Regions from separate parts of the Homo sapiens genome. Here region 1 is linked to region 2. A link is a contact called in ENCODE Hi-C or POLR2A ChIA-PET data. All regions are on one chromosome and are shown on one strand. The core of a region is the stretch at or near the end of the contact, and the rest is flanking DNA. Distances in the headings are between cores, read along the strand shown. Region 1 has its middle 23 kb from the start of PADI2. Region 2 has its middle 9.0 kb from the start of RNU1-2.

Region 1 (3,990 bases), core at 1,232-3,731, 240 kb before region 2:
TTCCTTGGTGTCACCTCCCCCTCCAGTGCCTGCCCAATTTCTCCACTCTCTTTCATAGCAAAATTCCTTAAAGAGTTGGTACAATCCGTCTCTTCAAAATGTCACCTCTCATTCTCTCCTCCACCCACTCTAACAAAGCATTCATCCCAACACTCAACTAAGACCTCCAGGCCATCAAATCCAATGGTCACTCCTCTGTCCCCATCTTACTGGCCCTCTTGGCAGCTTTGGACACAGTTGTCCTCCCTCCTTCTTGAAGCATCTTCTTTCCTTGGCTTCCATGACACCACACTGTCTCGGCTCCTCCTCTAAGTGTAGAAGGGGCCTAGGGTCTGGTCCTAGCCCCCTTCGCTTCCCTATTTACATGAAAGAAAAAATATGGATGGCCAGTACACATTGAAAATTGTGCTCAGCTCCAATTATAACCAAAGAAATGCCCACTAAGACAAATGAGATCTACTTTTAATCTAACACGATAGCAAAGATTCAAAAGATTAATTATACTCAGTATTGGCATAGATATAGAGAAACAAACACTCTCATTTGCCATTGGTGAGAAGATAAGTAGTACCATCTTTTTTTAGAAGGCTTTTTCTCAATATTGATCAAGAGACATATAAAATAGAATGATCAATCCTATACTTTGTTTTAATCTTTTCTATTGACATAATTTCAGACTTACAGAAAAACTGCAACAATAATACAAAGAATTCCCAGATACCCTACCCATCATCCACATCACCTAGATTCCCCAAATATCATCTTACTACACTAGGATTCTCCCTCTCCCTCTCTCTCTGTTTCTCTCTCTCTTCCCAAAATATATATATATACACTCACACATGTATGTATCTGTGTGTGTATATATACACATATGGATATATGTACATACATACACATACATATGGATATATGTACATATGTATGCATACATACGTATATGTGTGTATATATACACACATGTGCATATATAATAGTTTTATACTTTTATACTACATATGTATATATTTTTCTGAACCACTTAGTGGCAAATTGCAGGCATGATATTCTTTACCATAAATACTTGAGTGTATATTTCCTAAAAGTATGGAATTATCTTAGATAACCAAAGTACAAGAATCAAAGTCAGGAATTAACACTGATACAATACTACTATCTAATCCACAGATCTCCTTGGGATCTCACCAATTGTCAACATGGTGCCCGTTTTAGCAAAAGTAAATCCAATATCATATATTGCCTCCAATCATTATGTCTCTGTAGTTTCTTTTAATGTGGAACAGTTCCTCAGTTGTCTGTTTCATGACTTTGTCATTTTTGGAATCCAGGCAAGTTATTTTATAGAATGTCCCTGAGTTTGAGTTTGGTAGATTCATTCTGGCATAAACACTTTTGTCTTACTCTTCCCTCTGCCTGGAATATTGGTTTCTTGGCTTTTCAAGCTGCTTTCTTCTCCTCCTCCTTTGAGTCTCCCTTCAAATATCACCCCTTCCAAAGAGCCTTCCTACTAAATAGAATTACAGTCAATTCTCAGAAAAAAAAAATTGGCCAAATGATCAAGAAATGTGATGTTTTAGACCAGGGGTCGGCAACTACCGTGAATGAACTAAGAATGGTTTTTACATTTTTTTTTAATGGTTGGAGAAAAAAAACTGAAAGAAGAAAATCTTGTGACATTCTCATGAAAATTAAATGAAATTCAGTTTTAGTGTCCACAAATAAAGTTTTATGGGGACACAGCCAGGCCCGTGTGTTACATTTATCTGGGCTGCTTTCCTGCTACAATGGCAGAGCTCAGTAGTAGGCACCGAGAGTCACTGCTCTCATCTCTTTGTGTGGCTGCTCAGCACACTACGAACCACATGCCACAGCTCCAAGTCGACAGCATGCACATCGCTGTGGGGCAGTATTTTCTTTTTTTATAACCAGTGCATACACGTCATGTCAAAACAAGAAGAGTGGACTTCCAATGTTGTACTTTTTAAAAATACATGATAATCATGTGGCAAAATACACGCAACATAAAATTTACCATCTTCTCTATTTTTAACTAGATAGCTCAGCAGCGTTCGGTACATTCACGTCATTGTGCAACCATCAATGCCATCCGTCTCCAGAACTCTTTTCATTTTGAAAAACTGAAACCCTTTACCCATTAAACAAGAACTCCCCATTCTCCCCTCTCCTCCAGCCCCAGGCAACTACCATTCCACTGTCAAAAAATAACATTTCAATGAATTGAGTTGACTCATTGGCTTTTATTATTGATTCATTAATTAGGCAGCATCCCATTGATGAAATAGAAAAAGACATCCCAATGAGAAGAGGGGGTTGTCTTTGGGGGCACAAAGTGGCAGAAGGGGAACAGAAACAAGGAACAAAGAGTAGACTGGGCATTTCAAAGTTACTTTTCTTGTAGGATGAAAGCAGAGGGGACTTCCTTATCACATCAGCTCAGGTTGACTGGGACCTTCTCTGCTGGTTGCTGTAAATCTGTTTGTTTTTTTTAAAGCTGACTGTTTTAAGGGTCAGTTTGATTACGTGGCACCTAACATGAGTGACTCCACTCTGGGGTCTAGTACAGGAGCTTAGTCCAAAACAATGGCCTCCAGTAAATTTTATTTCACCCTACTTTCTGTCTCTATGATTTTGACTAGTCTAAGTACCTCATAGAAGTAGAATTCTATGATATCTATCCTTTGGTGACTGGCTTATTTCATTGAGCATGATGTCCTCAAGGTTCATCTACATCATACCATGTGTCAGAATTCCCTTCCTTCCTTTCTTTTTTTTTTTTTTTTGAGATAGAGTCTCGCTCTGCCCCCCAGGCTGGAGTGCAATGACACAATCTCGGCTCACTGCAACCTCCGCCTGCCAGGTTCATACGATTCTCGTGCCTCAGCCTCCGAAGTAGCTGGGGTTACAGGTGTGTGACACCACACCCAGCTAATTTTCTGTCTTTTTTTTTAGTAGAGATGGGGTTTCACCATGTTGGCCAGGCTGGTGTCAAACTCCTGGCCTCATGTGATCCACCCGCCTCAGCCTCCTGAAGTGTTGGCCACTGCTTCCAGCCATTCCTTCCTTTTTAAGGCTGAATAATATTCTATGTATGCATATACCACATTTTGTTTATCTATTTATCCATCAATGGTGGAGTGTCACATTTTTAAGGCCCAGCGAAGTGTGCATTATTTTGTTATCCAGTTAGATAGCAAGACATTGTGCTTATTAGGCAATGACACTGCATCTGTGCCAAAAGATTTTAATACATGTCTCGCTCCATAATATCTAAAATATTTACTCTCTGGCTGTTTATAGAAAAAGTTGGCCAACCCAATTCTTGTTTTACCCTGGCTTCATAGCAGTCATGGAACTGGACCTGTAGTCCCACTTAGTTGCATGCCAACAAATACCAACTCAAATGCTCAAACTTTTATCTGAAACTTTGTGTGGGCTTCCCTGCAAATGCACTTGACTGTTTCCTCCCAGCTTTTCCCGTTCAAACCTGACTCAGAACCACCCCTAACCCCCATCTCCACCCACAAGCCAGGCCTGTTGCTATGGTTTGAATATTTGTCTCTTCCAAAACTCATGTTGAAATTTAATCCCCAATGTGGCTGTACTGAGAGGTGGGGCCCTTAAGAGGTGATTGGGTCATGAGGGCTCTGCCCTTATGAATGGGTTAATCCAGTCATGGATTAGTGAATTAATGGGTTAATAGGTAACCCATCAATTGATCCATTAAGTGATCATGGGAGAGGAACTGGTGGCTTTATAAGAAAAGCAAGAGAGGGCTGAGCTAGCCTGTGAGCACTCAGCTTCTTCACCAGCTGATGTCCTGCACCACTATGGGACTCTGCAGAGAGTCATCAGCAGCAAGAAGGACCTCACCAGATGCAGCCCCTTGGCAATGGACGTCTCAGCCTCCATAACTGTAAGAAATAAATTCCTTTCTTTGTAAATTATCCAGATTCAGGTATTCTGTTATAA
Region 2 (4,351 bases), core at 1,681-4,180:
GTGGGGTAACCTGGCCCAGTACCCAGGCCCCAGCTCTGGCGACCATTTCCCCCTACTTTGCTCCTAGCAAAGGCCATTTCTAGGTCAGTCGTGAGGTACAGGCAGAACGGGCAACTTCTTCTGAGATTTTTGGCCCTGGAAGGCCTTGAGCCCTGTGGTCCTGCAGAACTGCTGTCTCCCTCTTTTGGAGAAAGCAGGGAGGAAATGACCTGTGTGGGGGGAATTGTGAGCTGCACCTGCACAGAGGAGCTGAGGCAAGCAGGGCAGTTCTGGTCTGTCAATGTAAAGGACATTTATCATTCAAGAGGTTGGGCTGTTATTATTAATTTTGAATTTTGTCAATACAAACTGAAGGGAAATTTGTCTTCTTACTTGTAGGAACCTCACAAGACCACCCATCTTATATTCCAGGGAGAATTGCTGCGTATTACACAAACTCATAGGTGAGACTGCCGTTCTGACCTGCAGGCCTGGATGCCCTGCACAGGGGCACAGAGCACTGGCAAAGCCCTTCCCATACAAACAGCAAGCATGTTATGTCTACAACCCAACGGCACCAGTTCCAAGTACAATTTCTACTTGGCTGTATGAGCTGAGTACACGTTCCCCCCAGCACAGAAATCCTGCAAACTCCCATGAATGCTATAGTGAAAAGCAGGGGCTGGCCAGGTGTGATGGATCACACCTGTAATCCCAGGACTTTAGAAGGCCAAGGCAGGGCGGATTATTTGAGTCCAGGAGTTGGAGACCAACCTGGGCAACATGGTGAAACTTCAACTCTTAAAAAACAAAACAACCACCACCACAACAAAACCAAGAACAGAAATTAGCTGGCTGTGGTGACTCGTGCCTCTGCTACTCCAGAGGCTGAGGTGGGAGGATCGCTTAAACCAAGATGCTACCAGATAGAGTGAGACTCTGTCTCGGGGAAAAAGACAAACAAAATAAGTCTGTGTAAGAGGTGACTCTGGGGACAGTGGAAAAACACTAAGGTTTTCAAGTGGTGGTAAAAGCCAGTAGGCCTTGGGGACCATTGAGCAGTCTACAAAGCAGGGAAGCCTAGATCCCTGAGCTCCGCCTGCCAAGTACCACCACAGCTAACATGAGAGACCTCTGCCACAGAGACTGAAATTTGCCTCCCAAGGAAACAAGTGACTACAGACATCTGTCCCAGGACAGTAAACAAGGTCTCACAAAAACAAAAACAGCTGACCACACCATAAAATCACTGAGACCGAGCCTGCGACTATAGGCGAAAAAAAAAAGGCTATTATTCATACCGTGAAAGACCAGGGGAAAGTGCAGACACAGTCCCCTACTACTGTTGTGGGAATCAGGAGAACAGAGAGACCAATGGGTGGAACAGGAGGATTTTATTGAGTGCCCTCAGGCCCAGAGGATTAAAATCCAAAGGCTGAGCCCCGAACAAAGACAGGGTTTGACTTTTATACACACTTCAAAAAGGGGGTTGGCTAGTTTGAATGGCATGGTGGGACTATGATGGCACCAAACTCGCGGGGCAGGCAAGAGGGCTTACAGAAGCAGAACAAAGGCAGCTAGTCAAACTGTGACAGGTCTCACGAGGCAAGAATAGCTGGTGACCTTGCAGCTGCACTGAAGGGAAATCAAGAACTTAACAAAACTTGAATAGTGAGAAATGGTAAAGGGAAAAGAGAAGGTAATAAAAGCATTTGCTGTTTCTTGCTCTTATCCTTCCTAGGGATAACAGACTGTTAAGAGAGTCTCCAGAACTCATTTCTCAGCGATGTGGTTTTTCAGAAACTATCTGTTCCTGACCTTGCAGCCAAGCAAGTACAGGAAAATACTTTTTCTTTTTAATTTCTACCTTATTACTACAAGTTACAAAACAGAGGTTTCCACGTTTGGAAAAATAAGAGACAACAACATAGCCATAGAATGCATAGCCCTCAGCCTTACAGTAAACCACTTTGATAACCATAACATGTGCTCTACATACCACACATGTGAACTTCCGCCCCGCCACAGCTCCATACGCCTCACCCTTTACACGCACGGTCACTTGCCCCGAGCACCACCCCAGCCAATCCCCAATCACCCTGAGCCCTCCTAGCCCTAACGCACAGCTAGGACGCTCACGTCCAGCCAGCGGTCCCGGACTTGCTCCTACAGCACGGGAAATCCTTCATGGCGAAGCAGCAGCCCCTGCGCTGCCTCATCTACATAGAAACGCCCTATCGGTGATGTCACCAACAGTGCCTTTCCCAGTCCCCTTCTGTTCTTCCGCCCCACCCTCCTCCACTCAGCCCACCAACCCGGTGCCGCAGCCGGCGGGGGAAGTGACGTCCGCCTGTCCCTCCTTTCTGTCTCGCCCTTGTCTTTTGGGGAGGTGCGCCGAGACCCTGCATCTAGTCTCCCCCGAAGAAGTGATTACTTAACCTGTGTCCTGCGGAGGACCCTTCTGGCGGGCAGCTGGAAGCCTGTGCACCCGTCTTCAAATAATGGCTTTTAATAGCAGACTGGAACGTTTCGGATTACAAAGCAAACCGGACCCTTTCAAACCTGGTTATCTTTGTGAAGTAGCATTCCACTTAAAATTGGGAGCCCTTTAATAACAGAGAGAAATCATGTCTATGAAACTAGAGAAGCTGCTCAGATAACTGCAAACCAGCCATCCTTACTGGTTTTACGAGTAGTAGTGTTATAAAGAAAGTTGTCCAGTTTTATGAGTCTTGTAGGTTTGTTTTTTTGTTTTTCAAATACAGTAGTGTACAAAAAGGAAGCAGAATGTGGTTGCTGTCTCAATGTAATGCCTCGCTGGGCCTGAGAATTTGAAAATAAAAAAGTTCTCTTCTTTCCCCATTCTCCCTTTAGATGAAAAGTCTTTCTTGGCCGGGCGCGGTGGCTGACGCTTGTAAGCCCAGCACTTTGGGAGGCTGAGGCGGGCCGATCACGAGGTCAGGAGATCGAGACCACGGTGAAACCCCGTCTCTACTAAAAATAAAAAAAAAAAATTAGCCTGGCGTGGTGGCGGGCGCCTGTAGTCTCAGCTACTCGCAGAGGCTGAGGCAGGAGAATGGCGTGAACCCGGGAGGCGGAGCTTGCAGTGAGCTGAGATCGCCCACTGCACTCCAGCCTGGGCGACAGAGCGAGACTCCGTTTAAAAAAAAAAAAAGTATTTCTTGAAAGCATTGTCGATCAAAAGCTGTGTCCCTCCTTGCCAGAATGGCTCATTCCCAGATAGTCCTGTCCCACACGGGGGTCAGGGGAGGGAAGGAGACCTCTCTTTTTAACAGCGTCCAAAAGCTGAACTGGTGTGGCATCACAACATGGAAAAAAAAAAAAAAAAAGAGAGAGAGAGAGAGAGAGAGATATCTCGGCCAATTCTATAGTTGCTGTCACTTGTTGAATCATCTCTAGTTTTCAGAGTACCATGAATTTAGTTTCTCAAAAGAAGTAAAACAATGAGAAATACATAACATTAATAATTTGAGTAGTAGAAATATAATGCATACAAGAATGATCATCACAAAGAGAATCTGTATCCTGGAACAGTAAGGGAACCAGGGAACTGGGATTTGATGTTTCAGCCAACTGAAAACATCAGGGAAAACATCAAACCCCATTTCTTCTTTAGTGATTTCTTGCAGCCAAGTGGCTTCTTTTCTGATTTTTTCTAGAGAAGGTTCTACTACATGGGAAATGTATATGTATATGCAACAAAAGGTATTTGCCACCACACATCTCCCTGCTCAGCTAAATGTATCACCTAAAGTGATGTGATTATCTAGTACAACCTTAGCCAGTGACTAAATACCTTTTTATAGAGCTGCAAAAGAGGCCGCAGTTTCATCAGCAATGTTTTTCTTTCTTTTTCTTTTTCTTTCAGAGACAGTGTCTGGCTCTGTGGCTCAGGCTGGAGTGCAGTGGCGCCATCATAGCTCACTGCAGCCTCAAACTCTTTGGCTTAAGTGATTCTCCTGTCTCAGCCCCTGAGTCACTGGGATTACAGGCCAGAGCCACCATGCCTGGTTTTCATCAGCAATGTTTCCTGAGGTTACAAAAAGATTTGTAATCCTGGGAGGAAACACTCCCTTGAAGCAAGTGTTCTCCCCAAAAAAATGCAAGGAGCTATCTTCTTGATAGCCAGGCAGATAATTCTCAGGTTTTGCCCCACAGAATCTCTATCTAAAATAGAGCAGTGGTCATGCCTAGTGAAAAGTTTGAGGGAACTCGCCCAATGTTGGGTTTCTTCAGAGCCATATATATAGATATAACCAAATATCCTAAAAGACACTGCCCTTCATCATTCCATGCCGTTAGACATTTACAGGACCATGGATGGTGATCTCCTCCAGACAAAAATAAATGC

Evidence for each region. Hi-C counts contacts between places; a loop is a spot of excess contacts on that map. ChIA-PET counts read pairs that join two places held with the same protein, here RNA polymerase II (POLR2A). Pooled maps may share reads with other maps.
Region 1: a loop to region 2 is called in a pooled map, with 6 times the contacts of the local background. The contact joins two enhancer-like sites. A Hi-C loop is called at or near these places in 2 of 50 pooled maps. POLR2A ChIA-PET finds 5 or more read pairs at or near these places in 3 of 52 experiments (B cell, K562 and activated CD4-positive, alpha-beta T cell).

Annotation. Positions count from the first base shown.
Region 1 is chr1:17,139,967-17,143,956 of GRCh38, reverse strand. No RefSeq gene overlaps it. Among named protein-coding and RNA genes, the nearest start is that of PADI2, 23 kb to the right of the region's middle. Within about 2 kb of position 2,481, at least 4 of the 41 ENCODE cell types and tissues checked have a DNase peak (open chromatin) inside an H3K27ac peak, as active enhancers do; they include B cell, where a contact is called at or near this core.
Region 2 is chr1:16,902,829-16,907,179 of GRCh38, reverse strand. No RefSeq gene overlaps it. Among named protein-coding and RNA genes, the nearest start is that of RNU1-2, 9.0 kb to the right of the region's middle. RefSeq lists a silencer at 1,572-1,866 and enhancers at 1,607-2,246, 2,403-2,452, 2,553-2,602, 2,247-2,886, 3,073-3,352. Within about 2 kb of position 2,930, at least 41 of the 41 ENCODE cell types and tissues checked have a DNase peak (open chromatin) inside an H3K27ac peak, as active enhancers do; they include B cell, where a contact is called at or near this core.